Linked DNA regions of Mus musculus: region 2 is linked to region 1. Evidence: chromatin loops called from intact Hi-C (ENCODE). Cell type or tissue: heart. All regions are shown on one strand.

Region 1 (8,000 bases):
CCAGGCCCACACTATGTGGGCAGGGCTTTCAGGGCTCCAGTTAAAGATGAGGGACTGGAACTAGTCCCTCACCTGCAGAAGAAAGGGCAATATCCTCTGGCAACCTTCATATCCTCCCATCTTCTATTGGACAGGCAAGCCAAGGCCATAGAGGCATAAGGAACATAGGCTCTACATTAAAGGAATTTTATATAGAACATTTTGTTGTTGTTGTGTCTGAGACGAGGTCTCACGATGTAGCCTTGGCTGGCCTGGAACTCATAGGGATCCCCCTGCCTCTGACTCCACAAGAGCCGTGATTAAAGGTGTGTTCCACCATGCCTGGCTTCATTATGTAGAATCTTAACAAAGGAAGTTTGTACAATTCACTGTCATTCAGACAGACTCTTCTCAGAGAAATGGAACCTTAAACACCCATGACAGTCTTTCCACGAACAAACAAAAATGTAAGTAAACTAAAAGCAGACTAGATGTGTACTAAGTGGAAAGATTTACCTAAAGCAATAGCTTGCATTCCACAGCCCTCATAGTTGTAATTGCTGGCTGCCTCGAGCTGTGTATTTTGAGGACAAACTGAGTGGAAGTTGATTGCACCCTGGTTATGAACCCTGAAGTAGCTAAACAAGACCATCTGGTTAACAACAGACAAAAAAGAAAGGAAAAAGAAAAGAGAAAGAAAGAAAAAGAAAGAGAAGCCTTTTAAGCCTGACTTATAAATCTTACAATGATCCATTTTTAAGCCCAAGCTAAATTTATAGTTTATGTGCAACATAGTGTTTAAGAGATAATTCCAGACTCCTGGGTTTTACAATCTAATAATTATCTGGTTTTACTACTTAAGTAGCTCCAATTAAACAAATAAATGCCAACTTCGTATTTCAGTTTGCAGAGTTACCACTGAAACAAAATAGAAGACTGACTATCCTGGGAGAATACTTGGGAGGGAATAGTTCTGAACTTTCTGAGGCCAGAACATACTGGTCTGAGGGATGTTTTAGGGAGTTACAGATGATTTCTGTTTTAGGGTTTGCTTTCCCTTTCCTGGTAGTGTTTAAATCACCAGTATTAGATCAAGATCACTTTTAATCCCATGCTCCTCAGTTGGTGTGTCGGAAAAAACCCATCATTTAACTTCTGTGTGCCACAGTTGCTACTTTGGGAAAATAAGTGTGCCTCGGAGCTAATGGGGAGAGTTAAGTGTGACGGACTTGTATCGCTTTACCCATCATGCCTCTGCTTCAGCATCTCCTACACAGAATGACTAATTCTCTCCTGAAAGACAGTTATCTTTCATTAGCTAAATAGACTTTATGACAGAGGGAAAAGTGGCTCGCTTCTGCTATGGTCAACTCAGGGTGCCCATGTGTGAGTTGTTTACTTGGGGAGCATAGCGTTTTTGCTGGTGAAGTTGTCTACAATAATAATGAGATGATGGTGATGATGGTGATGGTGATGATGATGATAAATAACCATGTATTTCTATTGCTCGGCAAAGTGTTCAACTCTGGGCAGACTCAGCCAAGTGGAAAGCATTCCCCAGTTGCAGTTTCTCACCTGCAGTGTAAATCATCAGTCCCCATGATATTTTCTTTCCATAAAGAGCAAAGCGAAACATGATGAGGTCACTGAACCAAAGTGACTTTAGATGTCGTCACATGTCCTCACCTTCTAGACTACAGCACTCAGAGTTCACACCAGCTATTTAATGTCCCAATGATGGACAGAGTTAATCCTTTCTCTTTTCTCTATAACACTGTCTTGATTCAACAACAGGGAGAATGGGAAGGAAAAAAAAAAAAACAACATTGCAGGCTTGATACCATGTATCCCCATCACTTCCAAAAAGATTCTGTTCCTGCCAGGTAGAAAGCTGCATCATTTCTGACTGACTCCTAGAGCTTTCCTTTCTTCTGCCCCTCCCCATAGATGTACGAAATGGAAAGCTGATAGGAGATGACAATAGATATCTGGGTCTTTAGACTGCTGGAACTTCCCCAACAACTATCACTCATGCTTTGGCTCACAGCTTTTGAACAAGATTTATAGACAGGGAACCAGTGGCTGTTAGCTACAGCCTTCTATCCCAAAGGAAGGGCCAGAGGCTACATACCGCAGAGGGAAGCCAAGTTAGCCCCTAGCTAAGTCAGTTAACTGGCTCTGTTAAGTCACCTTACCAAAACGAATTTTTGAAATGACACAGTCCTTTAAAAGTCGAGGACTCATGTCTCTTCACCATTAAAATTAAAAAAAAAATTTTTTTTTAAAAAAAAGGATCGTAAGTAAGTACCGCCAAGTCATTGCCATGAACTGCTACTGGGCCAAGTCCCTTGGAAACTGCCTCATTAGACGGGATGTGCTGAGCAAGGCATAATCATTTTGCCAAGAGTAACCCCAGAAACCGTGGTGCAAAATGCAGTGGAAAATAGAGCTGCCAAAATTATGAGCAGGACATTCTGTAAGCGTCAGGGAAAATAAGCCAGCCGGAGCCTTCATACTTTCAGACCCGTTCAACCCCAATAAAGAGTTATCCAGAAATGACTAACAGCCATTTATTCATAAGGATGTGGGAATTCTCCATCATCGCGCCTATGATAGTGTCTGGGTTTTTAATCTGCTTCTACCGAAAGGACCTCGAGCAGACAGCTTCCCAGATCAAGTGCTTAAGGCAAAAATCTGAAAAGGTGCTTTTAGAACCTGTCAGAGACTCAGCAGTTCTGACTCTCCTTATTATGGCTCCCCAAGCTGGCTTTGGTCAGGCAGAGACCTGCGACTTGCCTGCTGCGAGGCGAGTTAGACACCCTCTGATCTCTGGCGGCGGCTCCTATGCTAACTCTACTCCACCGCCTTCCGCCACCCACAACAACTTTCAGAACCATGCACCAAGAACTAGTGGATCTGAAAGCGCATGTCTGCTGGCGGTACACCCGGGGGAAGCCTGGAAGCGAGATCAGACGCAGCTCGGCAAAACCAGACACACAAGGGATCCCTGCCCAGTTGTCAAGGTGGGAAAGGCGCCGGCCGGCACAGCTGCCTCTAGCTTCTCAGGAGACGGCGTACAAGGCACTCTTACCTTGTACTTCATCTCGGCGGTGATCTGATGAGCCCTGGTCCTATCGAATCACACAGTGAGTGAGGCACTGCAGAGTCCGCCCCTCCATTGAGCGCTGGGCTGGATGGAAATGAGAAGCCTTCGCCTCCCGCGCACTGCGGAGTCTCTGAGCTCACAGCCCAGATCCAGACCAGCACGGCGCGGGCCTCGTTTGCATACCGCGCCGCCATTGGCTGCTGGTGGCGGTGAAGGTAACGCCTCCACCCCGCCCACCTCTAACTTCTGAAACCCTCCGACAAAGAGCGTGTAATACGATCATTTCTTTTCACGTTATCAAAAGGGCGGAGGAGAAAACAGAAAGTGGGGAGGCGGCCCCAGCCACCCGGAGAAATAAAAATATAAAGAGGAAAGACATAGGAACCAGACAAAGGAGGTACGTTCCTTTTGAGAGTAACCTAAGTTTTAAAGAATCCGAATTCACAAAGCAGTCTGACGATCGCGCTTCCTGTGACCTAGCAACTAGTTCATAAACCCATTTCATTTCAAAGCCATTCACCTTACAATCTCTACATGAAACGAGCTGGAGGAACAAAGGGTTTTCTGTCTCCAGTACCCCCCCCTTTTTTTTTTACTAACCACCCCTGCTGATAGCTCTCTTTCCCTGTCTTTTCTCTTCCCCTTCCCTTTTCTGTGGCTGCTCCCCTCACCCCCAAGTGTTCAAAGTACTTTGCTAAGTCAGTCTGCTAGGAGCTGGAAAACATTTCTTTCTCAATGAAAAGGAACTCACTCATAAGCACCAGGCCTTCCCGGTTCTTCTCACTAGGACCTCCGAGGATAAAGGATAGGTGGGAACCCATGCAGGTTCTATAGAACACACCCGATACATCACGCCTGTCCAGCCAGCACTCTCCTCTTTGACCGCTGGCATTGCCAGATTCCGCTTTTGAACACCGAGGCCTTTTCCTTTTGACCTCTCTCCCCCAAATGACCCATTAGCCCACTCACACTTATTATTCAGGGAGAACGCTTCTGTTTGATAAGCCTGGTTTAAAAAAAAAAAAAAAAAAAAAAAAAAGAACAGCCTCTTTCAGGCAGAGCGCGGGACATGATTTGTAGAGCGGTTCCATTCTGAGATTTCTATAGAGAAAGAGAATCACTCAGGAGAAGACAGGCTTTTCTTTTCCTCGGGCCTCAGGACTTGGAGTATTCAGGACTATCCCCCAGTTGGGATGCATTCCAGCCAGACTGCACGACTCGGGTGGAAAAAAAAAATCAGCTCTTACTTCTTTCCTGACTAAGGTAGTCCAGAATCAGTTTTGCCTCCCCAATCCCCTTCTAAATTTCCAATGGATTAAAACTTTTGAAAATAAATGATTTAAGCCAAAAGCATAGGAGAGCAGATGCCGCATAAAAGTGGTTTCTGGGGGTGGGGGTGGGGGTGGGGGTGGGGTAGGGTTTACATTGACAATTGAATCCACATTTGGCTGCAGCTTGGAGTTTGCTCTACAAGATGTCCCTGGCCACCTTCGTGAAGTTGACATCCCGGTTCAGGCCCCTTCCAGGTCATGGCTTTTACTTCCTGATCTCAAAGCCGAATTGAACCTGTGTGATTCGCAAGGTCTTTTGTACACAGATTAGGCACGAAGCAGATTGCGGTAGCAGGATCATCCTGGCAGCCCTGAAGATTCACACTAGGGACCTATGTTTGTAGGACAAGTCAAATCTTTCTCTCTAGATTTGTCCTGGTTCCCCAGGAGACAGAGATAGCATTCCTTTGACTTCTTCAGCAGCCAGGCTGAATCATGCTTAGATGAGTGGATTAAAGCAAGGCTAACCCATTCAACCTCAACATTGCCAAAGCCTGTGCTAGGCGTTTGTGAAATTGTCTTCTCAGGGTAGATGGCTTGATTCCTATCAGGCAAATCGATACACATTCCTTAACTTTGCAATGCTAGCCTTATAAAATGAGGACATAATAATGTGTACCTGCTAGGGAAGAGAGCTAGGGTTTTCCTTGAGTGTGATAGGAAGCCATCTAAGAATTTTGAGAAAAAAACAATTTCCCTGTTTTTGCCCTTATTATCATGCTGTGATCTCAGTGCAGCCTAAGTAACACAAGTCATTTTGTTTTTATTGGTTATGCTCCCTCTAAACCTTTTGGAGAAACACAAATTCAGTAAATAAAGGAATAGCCCTTTCTGTATTGATTGCCTGAGACGCTGAATGTGAAAAATATGAAAAACTGATTATATAATTAAATTATTCAGGAAACCAGTGGGTTGGTTGGTACCTTTCCAGAACCGCCAAGGACCCTGGGCTCAGTCCCAACCCACGCTCACCAGCATCCTACGAGTAGGTGCCTCTTTGGAGAAAGCCATGCCCAGTTAGACCCTACTGCATCCAGGAGTCAGGGAAATGGCACCCGGTGCTTTCTGAGGGATTTTATTAGTAGCCATTGGACGTTGGTCAGAGCACACATGGAAATCAAGCAAATACTGGAACTGCTTGTGGCTCAGGCAGAACCCAGTGGCTATTTTGTCTGGGTGAAGGAACTAGAGCCCATGAGCAAGGAGGAGAGCCCCCTGGGGAATCAGCAAAGAGAACTCAAAGCTGACACGCAGAGACCTTGAGCCCTCTGGGTGTGATCCTACTAGTCATATGTATGGTAAGCCACTCTCCCGACTCTCCACTCTATTTAGAGATTTCTCTTTAGTTTCCTTCCTCGAAATCTCTCTATCTTCAGCGTTACTACCAGTTCCCTTCCCAGAGGACAGAGGGGATGGCGTTTAGATGGAATTGAACAGTCTCTTATCGATATGCTAACATCTTAGGAAGCAGACACCTTGGTGTGGACTATAATGAGAACTTCGCCAATCCTCGTTTCAGTTTTTTTCCTCCACACCCCAGGCTTATTTATACCTTACTGGCATTGCACAGATGGGTCTTTCTACAGAGAATGCTCTGGCTGCTTGTCCGCTATCAGGCCTAGCTCAACACACTAATGCCTTTGTGTGTGCTGGTCCACAGCCCCCGCCCTGCCCACCTCGCCCTTTCAGAACAAATCTCTCCTTCCCCTGACTGTGCTCCCATTGTACTTGGAACACAGATCTCTTAAAAGTGCCTTTTCCGTGTTTGGATGCTGATGGTGCGTTGACGTCTGTTTCTACAGCTTTGGGTGGGTTCTGGAAGAACAAGGTGATGGCTAGTTGATCTCTCTGTCTCTTTATACCCTGTATGTACTTAAGTCATTGCCCTGTGGATCAGGAAGTAATTCAGAGAACACATGTTTACCTCCAAGTTCGGCCTAGTGCCCAGGAAAGAAATAGAAGAAAATCCTTATGTCTGAGAACACCCTCCAGGTCTCATTTGTTAGCATAGACACAGGATGCGCCTTTTCAGAGCCAATGCCAGGCTGCTGTCAGTCCTGTCTCTGTGAGCCAGGAACAGCATTCACATTGCTAAGTGGCTTGGGAGGAGGCAAAAGAATAACATCTTGAGAGATGTAAAAATTAGGCGTAATTCAAATTTCTGTGTTGTCTATACGAGAAAGTTGTGTTGGCATATTTATGTACAATCTGTTGAGTTGCAAAGCTGGGGCTGAGTGGTTGACCCTGAGTTGGTAAACAGCGCAAAGCTAAAGAACGTATTTATTATAAGATAATACTATAGCCACGCATGGTAGCACATGTCTATAATACCAGCTCACCCAGAAGCACTTGGTAACTTCAAGATCAGAATGGGTGAGCTGAGACCACCCTCTCTTCCCTCCCAAAACAACAAATCTCACAAAAATCAAACAGGTATGACAAATAAAATACTATCATCTGCCTCTCCACAGAAAATGTGCCGCTTATGTTCTAAAATGCTACAAGACTTTTCTGGTTTTGAGTTCAGATCCTTCTACAGCTGAAACAACCCAGAAGCTGGCTGAAGACCAGACCAGAGAAAGCAGGCTGAACAAAGAGGCATGCTAGGACTATGCAATACTACTTCTAGTTTGATGTCACTTATTTAAAAATCTGTACATACGAAATCATCTCAAAAAAATAATGCCCATGATGCTTTTCCATTCTATGTCACGTCTATAAAACCCCCCAAAGACAAGCCACTGAGACTTCTCTTTCAGTACAATGACTTTCCCCAGAGCTTTTTACAGTAGTTGTTTACAGACATTGTCTCCCTTAGCATTTGTCTTGTGGGCCGAATCCAGGAGGTGGATTGTTCTTAGCTTATGTATTACAGCATGGAAACTTCCGGAAAGGTTTGCAGTTCACACGAAGTTACAGGACAGATGAGTGACAGGTTTACAATAGAAACCCAGGCGGGCTCCTTCCTGGGTTGGTGTAGCCCTCACAAAAGAGCGACAGTGCCCATCAGGCTTCTTCTCAGCACAATTATCTGAGCCCTGCTGATTGTTTCTTTAAGGGTAAGTCTACAGCTCAGTGGAGGACTAGGCATATGGTGATGCTGTCAAATAGTGTAAACATACACACATGCACACACATACAAACACACACACACATACACAAACACACACACATACAAACACACACACATGCATGCACACAAACGCATGCACACATCATACACACATACAAATACACATACACAAACATACCTACACACACATACAAAGATGCACATGCATATACCACACACATACATGCATATACATACACACACACATACAAACACACACACATACACACATGCACACACATGTACATATACACATACACACATACACACATGCACACACATGTGCACACACACACACACACACACACAGCTCCTTTCATTATTCCTCATTCTTTTCATCCTGTTTACCTGCATCTCATCTTGCCCCAGCTTGCAGTCCATCTCTTCAGGAAACATTTTCTAGAAAATCCATTGCTGCCTATACTCTCCAATTCCAGGCTCCCATCTTTCTCTGTGTCTCCTCCTTAGCTAT
Region 2 (8,000 bases), 110 kb after region 1:
AAAGAAGGTTTGCCAAGAACAAGATAAACTAAAATGAAATGACATTTGTTTGGGGGACTTAAAGTGGAGTTAGGAAGTCAATATTTATGATGAGGTAGTATGAAAAGGGTCTTCATTTGTATCCCAGGTTTGCCTGCTTTGAAGATCCTCTCTCCTCAGACCCCTCAGTGCTGGACTGCTGGGTATGTCACCTCATCTCTCTCTCTGAGAAGCCTTGTCAGTCAGATACCTCTGAGCTGAAACCTTGCATTGAGCTACAGATGGATGTAGCACATGAGGTGGTTTTGTAAGATTCGTAGTCTCTGTTGACCTATGACAAAGTCCCCTCTTTTATCTACTAGATGCTGTCAGGGACACTTCAGCCAGCTTTGCTTACCATTTCAGAATAGCAACCAATGGAATTACTGATCCCATTGTAGCTTAAAGCTGTAAGTACAGCTGCCATCTTGTAAAACCTGTGAGCACATCTTCAATTCTGTGGGAGTCTCTCTTTTCATGGATTGCCACTATTATGAGACCCCAAACAAATGTAATTGTACTTGCTCTTGGCTAGGTTGGTTTTATCCTACCCCAGGAAGATGACCTTAGGCAAGTTTATAAAAGGAATTGGGAGTAAGATGAAGTTGGTTGGGTTTGGGGGAGGATTGTGGATGCACACAACTGCAGCTGCCATATTGCTGCCAGTGTGGGGAAAACCATGTCAGTGAACAGAGGTGGAAGAGACCAAGTCTCGACAAGATAAACCTATGCCCAACAGTGCCAGGAACTTAAAAACATTTATTACCGTTTCACATCTACATACACAGAAATTTATAAATAGAGCCTTTTGAATCCCTTCAGTGTTGCTTGCTTATATCTGTGTTTAGGGCTGACCACTTGGTATTGGATACCAGCAGATGACCCTGATTCTCCCTCTCTTAGTAGTCGTTAATTGCCTATAGCTGGTCATCTAGGAGTGGGGCCTTATGACATTTCCCAGGTCAACTGGTATTGTCACCGTTTATGCCCCATCTAACCAAGCCTACTGTTGAGAGCTCACAGGTACAGATTCTCATCCAATACAGAAAACAATCTGGTTCCTCTATTGAAGAAGGAAAGAAAGCAAACCTCCCAATCCTCTGACTTTTAGAGTCCTTCTACTTCGTTTTCTGTGAGATTTCTTGAGCCTTAGGTGCTGGAGTTGTGCTACAGAGTTATCAGCTAGGGCTGGGCCCCACAGTCAGTTGTCTGCATTTGACCTCTTGTGGCTGTTTACAACCCCTCCTTTCTGTTCTAACTACTGTACTTCTCTTGTTTATTTAGGGCATTGGCTACTAGATGTCTTTTACTGGCAACTCAGGGTATATAATACACAGAGTTTTATAAAGTATAATGACTGTATTAGTTACGGTTTTACTGCTGTGAACAGACACCATGACCACGGCAAGTCTTATAAAAAAAACATTTAATTGGGCTGGCTTACAGATTCAGAGGTTCAGTTCATTACCATCAAGGTGGGAGCATGGCAGCATCCAGGCAGGCATGGTGCAGGAGGAGCTGAGAGTTCTACGTCTTTATCCAAAGGCTGCTAGTGGAAGACTGACTTCCAGGCAACTAGGATGACTCTTAAGCCCACACCCACAGTGACACACCTATTCCAACCAGGCCACACCTCCAGATGGTACCACTCCATGGTCCGAGAATATACAATCCATCACAATGCCATATGTCACAAATTTGTATACTTGTCATATCATTGGATGGAATGACTTGAGAGGCAGAGAAGACATGAATGCAGGCATAATGGGACAACAGAAATGTTTTTGAAAGCCATTGGCAGCATTGATCTTTCAAAGCAGAGAATCAAGTTTTACGAAGGAAAGGAACAGTAATCTCAACTCTTTTTCCAGTAACATGGTGTGATGGTTTGTATATGCTTGGCCCAGGGAGTGGCACTATTAGAAGGTGTGTCCCTGTTGGAGTAGGTGTGTCACTGTTGGTGTGGGCTTTAAGACCCTCATCCTAGCTGCCTAGAAGCCAGTCTTCCACTAGCAGCCTTAGATGAAGATGTAGAGCTCTCAGCTCCTCCTGCACCTTGTCTGCCTGGATGCTGCCATGCTTTCTGCCTTGATGATAATGGACTGAACCTGTAATCCAGCCCCAATTAAATGTTGTCCTTATAAGAGTTGCCTTGGTAATGGTGTCAGTTCACAGCAGTAAAACCCTAACTAAGACACAGTACAATAAAGAACTTTCCTAAAGGCAAGAACTATGGGCTTGGTAGATGTTATGATCTGAAGTGGCCCGTTCACCCTGATTTGTCCTAGAGTATCTCTAGTTTAAAGCAAGATGGCTCAAGTGGGTCAAGGCATTAGTTTCTAAGCTGGATGACTTGAGTTTGATTCCCTGGGGCCAACATAGTGGAAAGAGAACCAACTCCTGAAAGCTGTCCTCTGACTTCCACTGCTACCATACAGTACATGCACACACATCATAGATAGATAGATAGATAGACAGATAGATAGATAGATAGATAGATAGATAGATAGATAGATAGATAGATAGATAGATAGAGGCTGCCTCTATGTAAAAACTACCCCCATGCCCGGCACAGCCACAAAAGCATCTCCTGCAGGAGGATCTAATTGAGGACTGCCTGAGAGACCAAGAATTGCTAATGCAGACAAGGCCAGCCAATCAGGAACTGCTGTTTAGAAGAGATGCTTTCTTGGGACCAATGGGATGTGGGTGAAGGGTATTAAAGGAGCTTGCAGCAGTGTTCAGAGTCTGTGTCGTTGACTCTGTGCCACCTCACCTCCAGTCCTTAAGGGCAGGTAGGGTCAGACAGTGAGTAGTTCAGGGCACAGGCAACCGACAGACAAACAAATAGATGATAGATAGATTAAAAACCCAATATATTACTATGTCTTGGAAATGCTAGTCCCCAGCAAATCTGGAAGGCTGGTCACATGTTTTTGGCCCATAATCAGGTAATGTTGCTTTTTTTGAGACTAGTTTCATCATTAATGTATAAGGGTCTATGGAGGGGTAACAACAGAGCCCTCAGGGTGTTTCAAGCAGGCCTTTGGAGATGCAGACTTCCATAAAGGGCTACAGGGACTGCTGCAGAAAGGCAGTATAGAGAATAACCTCTCCTGTCACAACCAGAGAAGGGTCTTTTTAAAAATGGGACTTACATATTTAAATTGAGGGAACTTCTGGTCTTTGTGGGACCTCCCTCTAGAATTCCATGATTTCCTTTTGTTTTTGAGGCAAGGGGTTCCTATAGGCCAGTGTTCCTGCACCTGGTGGCTCCTAACACCACCTAGGGTGCTTTAGAAACACAGTACTGGCTTCACACATCTGTGAATTTGGGCTTTACAAGAATTGGTTGGAGCCAGAGATCTGTGTTGTTGTTTTTTAAAATCTTTGAAGGTGACATGAATATAAATTATTCACGAATGTCAGTTCATCAACTCTCATCAATGATAGATTGCTTTCCTCGCATTTCAAAAACGACCAACAGAAACCATTGTTTGACTCCATGTTTGGTACATCTTGAACTTTCCATGCACCCTGAGGGCTTGTGAGAAGAGGGATTGCTGCCTCATCCACCCCTATTTCTGTTAGAGTAGAACCAGGCAAGACCAGATATATGCAGACATAGAAACTGTTTTCAGAAGCTGTCACCTGCCATTAGGAGCACCATTTTAGATCCTAAATTCAGTTGAGTATCTAGTGTGGTCTCTTTACGTCGTTCATACCATTGCCTTTGGACCTCAACCTAGTACAGTAATTAGTAAATTTCTGGTGAAGAATGGAAAAGATTGGAGGTATAGTTCAGTGGTTGAATATTTGCTTAACACAAAGAAGCCCTGGCTTTAATACTAAATGTATATTTGTGGAATACAGTGAGATATTTTAAAACATGTGATATAATGATCAAACCAGATAACTGGTATACCCATCACCTCAAGAATCTATCTTTTCTTTGCAGTCAGCTGCTTGAAGACTATGGACTATATCCTTTACCACAGGAGAACTGATTCTGTTGGCTCTGAGGCAGTCTCATGGGACCTTGGCTGAGGATATGGGTGGGAACAACAGGATTTCCTGCTTTCAACATTAGGAACTTTGCACTGAGCACAATGTACCAACAGCGGCTGTGTCCTATTCTGGGGCCCCTGGCCAATCCTGCCTAATCTTCTACAAATTCCATTTTGCTTTATTACTTTCTATTTATGCCTTGCCCACCAGTTCATTTCTGACCTTTTTTAAAAAAAATCTTCTTGTAGTGTTTTGGTTTTTAAATATATTTGTAGGGTGATTACACAGGCACATTCTCATCGCTGTTTCTCTTCATTCCTGTTCCTAAGCTTACAATGATCTTCCTGAATGATCACTGAATCTCCTACAATGGTTGCACCAGGGACTCTGAGCATCTCATATCCCATCAGTTGTTTTTGTTCTCAGTGTGGAGAAGGCTGCAGGCAGCATAATACTGTCTCTCTAACTGTCTCCATTAGGGCAAGCAATGCTTCTTGGACTACAGAGAACTACTCATGGCCACATCCCAGACCTCAAGGCTAGACACACCCCAAATAAAGTTAAAAAGGAAGTGAAACCACTGACCATTATTAACCACTAAATAAGGAGCCTGAGATCCAAGCTTTAGAGGAACGCTGGAATGGTGCTCATGTGGCTTTTGTAGCTTTTACGTAACGGGTTGAAATAAGAAACGGCATCCCCCAAATAAACACAAATAACAGTAAGAACAATTTCAAACAGAGTCTTTCTCTTTCATCCTGCTTCCCTGACAGTAAATTTGTTGGTGCATAGTTTAATGATCCCTAAGGAACAGGGGTCCATCTGGTTCCTCTCTGGAGAAGGGTTTTGGCTCTAACCAGAGCCTCTACTTGTGAGGATCCTTGTGATCCTTTCTAAATTAGTTCTATAAAATCTGCCTAAGGGAAGGGCAGAGTCTGTGACCAGAAGCAACACCCAGCCTTCTCTGCCCTTTAACCCAGACAGTCACCATGGCTTCCGCATTCCACCTCCAGATGTGACATTTCAACAGCTAAGGGACAGCCACTTAGTGGTTGGGCGACCAATGCACTTCCCCTTAATGCTATAAGTGGGCCAGTTGGCTTGGCTTTGTAAACTCTAGGAGGGTGGATTTTTGTTGTTGAGGCAAGGTTTCGTTAGGTACCTCAGTTTGGTCTTGAATTCATGATACCCCCTGTCTCCAATTCTTGAGTCCTGGGATTGTTGATACATGCTTATAACATGCCCAGTTCTACCAAAGCCTTTATGGTTCTGTGTTTACAATCTTTATGTCTCAAGAATCATCTCCAAATATGCTGACAGGAAAATGTTATGTTAGATTTTTAAAAGTTTAATTTGGGAATTTTTTTTTCTCCTTGGAAGCCATTTAGAGAGACCAGTCATCCTCCAGGGAAAACGTATAGTTTTCTAGTGGGGAATCTCATGGGATTTCATGAGCATGGCGGATGGTAGAACAGGTGCTTAGGAGAGAGCAGGAATGTGACCTTCACGGCACTCTTAATAACTGCCTCTTGAGCAGAAGAGATGTCCTAGGAGGTGAAAGCTCTGGTCAACAGCCTGATAAGCTAAGTTTGAACTCCTAGAGTCCATGTAAAAGAACAACGTAGCACATGTCTGCAGTTGCAACACTCCTATTGCAAGAGAGGAGGTAAAAACAGAAGACTCTTGGAGACCTGTGGGCCAGCTAGCCGGGAGAACGCAAAACAGTGGCAGGAAGAGAGACCCTGCCTCAAGCAAGATGGAAGTGCTGGACCAACATCCAAGGCTGTCCTCCGACATTCATGCTGTGGTGTGTGTAAGGGAACATAAGCACAAAGCACATACAGATATGTGTTTTAAATCATCTCTTGATATGAGTACTCTTTTTCTCTGACTTAAAGTGTGGGCATTGCTATGTGTGAGAGACGATGTACTGATGGAGGAAAAGGTATTGTGAGGAGAGATCAGGAACAGTTGTTCTCTCTGAAAGAGCCTGAGAAAAGCCAGATACCAAAAGCAAGGGTCACATTCATACAACAGAGAGTAAGAAAGGCTGAATTCTTGTAATTTACAGTACACATTGCCATTTGTAGGGCAGAAGGAGGCAGAACTTGCAGATCGTCATTCTAGTAGTGGTGTAGGACCAAATGTTTTTGTAAGGGCCATCTGCAGTTGCAACACATCTCTTACGTGTATTGTGTCCAAAATGCTTAAAGAGCTTCTGCTTGCAACACAGAGAGAACAGAAAAGTCTCACAGCGTGGAGTGGCAGGCCCTAAGAATCTCAAAGTCCTATGCATTGCTGAGAGGTCAACAATCAGTGTTTCAGCCGAGGCAGGTGTGAGGGGACTAGGAAGAAAGAAATCGTATTGATCTCTGCGCAGAAAAACGGCTAGAGAAGCAAGCTGGGCTGTTCCATAAAGCCTTCCTGTCTATACTCGAAAGAGTTCAAAAGCAAATGGGTTTTGCTGAGGAGTCCAACAGCAGCATTTTCTGTGCTCGGATTTCCCTGAGGAAGGGGCTGGGGAAGCTTCTGTTTATCTTTCAGACATGGTGAAGACATTTCCAACTGGTTTGAAAGAACAAACTCCCTTTCTTTCTTGTATCCAGAAGACATAAGCTATGTGTGTGTGTGTGTGTGTGTGTGTGTATGGGTGTATGGGTATGTGTGTGTGTGTGTGTGTGTGTGTGTGTGTGTGTGTGTGTGTGTGTGTATGGGTGTATGTGTGTGTGTGTGTGTGTGTGTGTGTGTGTGTGTGTGTGTGTGTATGTATGAATTTTCCCTTGACAAATTCATACATAGAAAAAAAAACTATATATAAGTCAGGATAGAGTGATCGTTAAGTTCTAACTCTGCAAATTTTACCTTTTTCTCATGTTCTTGCAGACTGGAATAATTACATCAGTCCCACAAATATTGCTTCATCTGGACTGGAGAGATGGCTCAGCGGTTAAGAGCACTGACTGTTCTTCCGAAGGTCCGGAGTTCAAATCCCAGCAACCACATGGTGGCTCACAACCATCTGTAATGAGATCTGACACCCTCTTCTGGTGCTATATGAAGATAGTTACAGTGTACTTAGATATAATAATAAGTACATCTTTAAAAAATATATATTGCTTCATCCACTGTCAGGCAGACTTGAAAAATCTTCTCTTTCATATGACGTTCCAAATCACCTGAGCCATTTATCTTGGACTTCAGGGAGATCTGTTGTATGAGGTGGCCATACACTTCACTAAACATGTTCTTGACCTTGAACATATTTTCAGGGTAGAGATGATGATTCGCCCACTTTGTTCCTTGATAACTTGAGATTCATTTCATATCACCAAAGGACAACAAGACTTTCCATGCAACATGGCAGATTGATATGTAGTAACCACACTGAGTCATGCTGATGTACTGAAGGCAGTAGGTTTTATTTGCTAAAGTGTCACTGGATAGAGAAGTGATGTCACTTTCCAGCTCTGAATTCTGTGGTTTAATGACACTGCCAATGGAACAAACTTCAGTCCCTCACAACACCCAGAAGAGAAGATAGCAACACAGTCAGGGGAGATTCACAAAGAAACTGGATTGAATTTGACATGAGGACAGCTATCTTGTGTCATAATCACCACAATTATCCTAGAGATGTCAGAGTTGGTTTTTATGTTTTCTGCACTGTCTCTTAGAGAAATATAAGTAGGTTAAATGATTAGAGTGTCATTAAATGTATTTCAATTGAATCCTGGCTTCTGGGATGTATTCAACATTGATGTTTTCTTAAAATAGAGTAGGTACAATCTGGCTTGCCTGAAGTCACTGAAGTTATCCTAACCAATATGCATACACAGACATCTTCTTCTGACTCAAATAGTAGAGATCTACCTGACATTGCTGTACACTATGACCATATTTCTCTCAGTAAGTTGATCAATAAATTGCACTATGCAATACTAGATCTATGAACCTCTTTTCTTTGCTCCCAAAGC

Evidence for each region. A loop is a pair of places that touch in the nucleus more often than their neighbours do. Peaks named below come from ENCODE experiments on the same cell type or tissue, not always from the same donor. Only the 100,000 strongest peaks of a DNase experiment are listed, where the experiment ranks them.
Region 2: it touches region 1 in a loop (2.9-fold over the local background); 7 of 42 quality-filtered maps call a loop at or near these places.

The regions. Positions count from the first base shown.
Region 1 is chr13:41,355,783-41,363,782 of GRCm38, forward strand. Nedd9 (neural precursor cell expressed, developmentally down-regulated gene 9) reads right to left here and starts at 3,219. Exons shown (of 7, transcript NM_017464.5): 1 at 3,071-3,219. The coding sequence starts at 3,082. In heart, a CTCF peak has its summit at 3,279; DNase peaks (open chromatin) are centred at 2,479 and 3,219; H3K4me3 peaks cover 3,539 bases; H3K27ac peaks cover 2,747 bases; H3K27me3 peaks cover 400 bases.
Region 2 is chr13:41,462,278-41,470,277 of GRCm38, forward strand. It overlaps a transcript of Nedd9 not described here. Among named protein-coding and RNA genes, the nearest start is that of Gm32401, 21 kb to the right of the region's middle. In heart, no CTCF peak of the experiment used is centred here; DNase peaks (open chromatin) are centred at 4,074, 4,554 and 5,024; H3K27me3 peaks cover 5,642 bases.